2 separate regions of the Homo sapiens genome follow, and region 2 is linked to region 1. A link is an interaction called in ENCODE POLR2A ChIA-PET data of the cell type or tissue named here. Cell type or tissue: PC-3. All regions are shown on one strand.

Region 1 (2,500 bases):
GAAAATAATTTTATTAATTTATTATATTTAATACTTTATAAGAGTATATCAAAATGTAATTTTATCTAGATTACATTAAGGATAAAAGTACCCATTTTAAGTGTAAAACTCCTAAATGAGTTTTGACAGATGCATACACTATAAACTGGTGAAATCAACACTTCCTTATTGAAACATTTTTATCATCCCTGAAGATTTCCCGTGCTCCTTTCTAGTCATTCTACAGTAGCTACTGACCTCATTTCTATCACCATAAAATTAGTTCTGCTGTTCTACAAGTTCGTATGAACGGAATTGTACAATATGTGCTCTTTTTTGTCTGGCTTTTTGCTTAACATGATGTTTTGAAGATTAATCCATATTGTTGCATATATCTGTGATTTATTCCTTGTTATTGATGAGTAGTGTTCTATTCTATGCAAATCCCACAATTCATTCATTTATTCAATGGTTATTGAATAAATGAATGAATATTTGGGTTGTTTCCAGTTTGGAGTTGTTAGTAACAAGGCTTCCAGGTACATGTTTGTACATGTCATTGTGTAGATACATGTTTACATTTCTCTTGAGTAAACCCTGAATAGCAGAATTGTTGGGTTATAATCTAAGTATATGATTAACTTTCTAAGATATTGCCAAGCAGTTTTCCGAAGTAGTTGTACGGTTTTACACCTCTCCTCACCAGCTATGTGTGAGAGCTTGAGTTATCCCATATCCTTGGCAAACTTTGGAACTGTAAGTTTTTGTTTATTTTGTTTTTTCTTTCTTTTATAATTTTTAGCCATTTCCATGTGGCTGTGTAGTGGTATGTAATTTTCCTGATGAATAATGAATTTGGTATCTTTTTACGTGCTTATCAACTATTTACATATCTTCTGTCATATATCATCTATACAAATACTTTTCTTATATTTTAATTTGGTCTATTGTCTTTGTATCATTGACATGTTGATATTATTTGTATATATTTACATAAAAGGCCATAGTCAGATATACGTATTTTTTGTGGCTTACTCTTAATTTTCTTTTTTTAACTTTTATTTTAAGTTTAGAGGTATATGTGCAGGTTTGTTACATAGGTAAACTGTGTCAGGGGAGTTTGTTGTACAGATTATTTTATCACCCAGGTATTAAACCCAGTACCCGTGAGTTACTTTTCCTGATCTTTTCCCTCCTCCCACCTTCCACTGGCTCTGATAGGCCCCAGTGTGTGTTGTCCCCCTCTATGTGTCCAAGTGGTCATGTGTTCAAATCATTTAGCTCCCACTTAGAAGTGAGAACATATGGTATTTGGTTTTCTGTTCCTGTGTCGGTTTGCTAAGGATAATACATTCATGTCCCTGCAATGGACATAATCTTGTGCTTTTTTAATGGTACCTTTGGAGATGTGCTTTTAATTAGGATAAAAAAGGATTTATCAATGTTATATGGCTAATTCATGTGTGCATATATGTCCTAAGGAATCTAATTGGATTACTCCACTATATTGAAATTTTCCTCTAGTGTTTTTTCCTAAAGTTTAATAGTTTATTGTTTATGCTTAAATTTAAGATTTATTTCAATATTCTTGTTTGCATGGGTGTGAGATAGAAGATTTTAGATTTTCTGTTTCTACTTTATTTAAAATTCAAGTATGACTTATTTGGAATTTTACATTAATGTATCAAATGACAAAATCTTTTGTTTAGTGCATAACAGAGGCTACATTTATATATTTCCTAATTTTATAACTCCATCTTTGGCACACTCCTAATTAAAGAAAGAGGAAAGAGATTAATGAAAATGTGTGAACATCATGTTTACTATTTTTGTATTTTGAAGTATATAAATATCCCTCATTTTCCAATTGATGGATGGTGGAACAACAACGAAAACAATTATTGTTGTCATTTTCAGAGTGCTAAATATCTGCTAATTAGATGATGATGTTAATTTAATTGTCCACACTTATCAACTGGTAAATGAGAGGATCAGAATATGAACACAGGCACTTTGATATTAAGGATTTTTTATTTAGCCGCTACTCCCACTGTTTTCCTCCAACAAAGGCAGAGGTGTAATATTTGGTCCAAGAGCCATAACACTGCTGCAGTGGGACAATTCCACTGGTAGATCTGTATCATGAATCTTGTTGGTGCCATTTCATTTTAATAATAATACTGAAAATCTGATAATTTTTAATAGAAACCTAAATTGCCTGATTATCATTAAAATCCTCCAAAGATGTAGCCATAATGCACCTCTGTTACCCTTGGCAGAACTTCTCTGCTCGTTAATAAAGGACACCGTACTGAATGCAGGTCTGCTCTCTCCCAGTGGCAGCTCAGCCAGCTTCCATCATTTTCATTAGCCCTTGTAAGTTTTTAAGTGTGCGAAAAACAGCTCAGAAAAGTTGACTTGAAATCTTTGGAATGTTCAACCCAGAGAGTAGCAATTAAAATTCTTAAATGATAATAATTATGGCTGAAATATTTTATATAAAAAACAACTATTTGATATT
Region 2 (2,500 bases), 63 kb after region 1:
CAACATCTCTTCATAATAAAAACCCTCAACATATTCAGCATTGAAAGAACATACCTAAATAATAAGAGCCTTCTATGACAAACCCACAGCCAACATAATACTGAATGGACAAAAGCTGAACCCATTCCCCATGAGCACTAGAATAGGACAAAGATGCCTACTGTCACCACTCCTATTCAACATAGTACTGAAAGTCTGAGCCAAAGCAATCAGGCAAGAGAAAGAAATAAAAGGCATAAAATAGGAAATGAAGAAGTCAAAATATCTCTTTGCTGATGATGTGATTCTATACCTAGAAAATCCTAAAGAATCTCCCAAAAGGCTCCTAGAACTGATAAACAACTTCAGTAAAGTTATGGAATACAAAATCAATCGATTTTTTTTTTATTTTTTTTGAGATGGAGTCTCGCTGTGTCTCAAAAATATACAATATATACAATATACATTATACAAAAATTAACTCAAAATGGACAAAAGATTTAAAGGTAGAACCTCAAAGTATAAAAATCTTGAAAGACAACCTAGAAAACACTCTTCTCAACATCAGCCATGGCAAAGAGTGTTTGGCTAAGTCCCCAAAAGCAATTGCAACAAAAACAAAAATAGACAAGTGGGACACTATGAGTGGGACACTCACGGACGCAAAGAAAAAGGATGGGAGAAGATAATTTGCAAATTAATCATCCACCAAAGTCTGAATATCCAGAATCTATAGGTAATTTAAATAAATTGACAAGCAAAAAATAAATAACCCCATTAAAAATAGGCAAAAGACATGAACAAACTCCTCTCAGAAGAAAACATTTAAGCCACCAACGAACATGAAAAAATGTTCAGCATCACTAATCATGAAAGAAATGCAAATCAAAACCACAATGAGATACTATCTCATACCAGTCAGCATGACTATCAATAGAGTCAGACAACAAAAGATGCCGGCAAGACTGTGGAGAAAAGGAAATGTTTATACCCTGTTGGTGGGAATGCAATTTAGTTATTACCATTTGACCCAGCACTGGATATATGCCCAAAAGAATATAAATTGTTCTACCATAAAGACACACACACTCACAATTTATTTATCCAGTCATCTGCTGAAGAACATCTTGATTGCTTCCAAGTTTTGGCAATTATGGAAAAGCCTCTATAAACATACATTAGCAGGTTTTGGTGTGGACATAAGTTTTCAACTCCTTTAGGTAAACACCAAGGAGTGTTTTTCCTGGATCATATGATGAATATGTTTAGTTTTGTCAGCAGCTGCCAAACTGTCTTCCAAACTGGCTGTACTATTTTGCATTCCCATAAGCAATGAATGAGCATTCATGTTGCCTCATATCCTCCCCAGCATTTGGTGTTGTCAGTGTTCTGGATTTTTGCCATTCTAGTAGATGTATAGTGTATTTCATTGTTGTTTTTATTTGCATCTCTCTGATGACGTATGATGTGGAGCATTTTTCAAATGCCTATTTGTTGTCTGTATATTTTCTTTGGTGGGGTATCTGCTAAGGTATTTGGGCCATTTTAAAATCAGGGTTTTTTAAAATATATTATTGAGTTTTAAGACTTCTTTGTATATTTTGAATAATAACAGTCATTTATTATATGTGTCTTTTACCAATATTTGCTTTCAATCTGTGGCTTGTATTTTTATTCTCTTGACAATGTCTTTTGCAGACCTGAAATTTTTAGTTTTAAGGAAGTGCAGATTAGCAAGTCTTTTTTTAATGAATCATGAATTTCATGTTTTTTCTAGAAAGCCATCACTAAATCCAAGGTTATCTAGATTTTCTCCTGTGTTTTTATAGGTATTTTATAGTTTTGCATTTAATATATTTAGGTCTGGAATCCATTTGGGGTTAATTTTTGTGAAGAGTTTGAATTTTGTCTAGATTTTGTTTTTTTATATGCGAATAACCAGCTATAGCACAATTTGTTTAAAAGGCTTTCTTTTTGCCATTTTATGTTGTCTTTGTTCTTCTGTCAAATATCAGTTGGCTATATTTATGTGGGTCTATTTCTGGACAATATATTCTGTTGTGTTAATCTATATGTCTGTTATTTTTATGAATTACAAACTGTCTTGATGACTGTAGCTTTAAAGTAAGCCTTGAAGTTAGGTAGTGTCAGTCCTTCAACTTCATTATTTTCCTTAACATCGTGTTGGCTATTCTGGATCTTTCACCTCTCAACATAAACTTTAATAATCAGTTTGTAGTCAGGCATGGTGGTGCACATCTGTATTCCCAGCTATTAGGGAGGCCAAGTGGGGAGGATCACTTGAGCCCAGAAGTTCAAGGCTGCAGTGAGCCAAGATTGTGCCACTCTCCTCCAGCTTGGGCAACAGAGTGAGATCCCTTCTCAATGAAGAAAAAAAATCAATTTTTAAATATTCACAAACTAACATGTTGGAATTTTTACTGGGGTTGCATTGAATTTATAGATCAAATTGGGAAGAACTGACATTTTGACAATACTGTTTCTTCTCCACAAACATGGA

The links. ChIA-PET counts read pairs that join two places held together with the same protein. Peaks named below come from ENCODE experiments on the same cell type or tissue, not always from the same donor. Only the 100,000 strongest peaks of a DNase experiment are listed, where the experiment ranks them.
Region 2: POLR2A ChIA-PET joins it to region 1 with 5 read pairs; 2 of 35 experiments call an interaction of 5 or more read pairs at or near these places.

The regions. Positions count from the first base shown.
Region 1 is chr11:124,222,039-124,224,538 of GRCh38, forward strand. All of the region lies in intron 1 of LOC102724410 (a long non-coding RNA gene), which reads right to left. Among named protein-coding and RNA genes, the nearest start is that of OR8G1, 18 kb to the right of the region's middle. In PC-3, no CTCF peak of the experiment used is centred here; no DNase peak of the experiment used is centred here; H3K27me3 peaks cover 1,682 bases.
Region 2 is chr11:124,284,872-124,287,371 of GRCh38, forward strand. No RefSeq gene overlaps it. Among named protein-coding and RNA genes, the nearest start is that of OR8D1, 28 kb to the right of the region's middle. In PC-3, no CTCF peak of the experiment used is centred here; DNase peaks (open chromatin) are centred at 920 and 1,360; H3K27ac peaks cover 797 bases.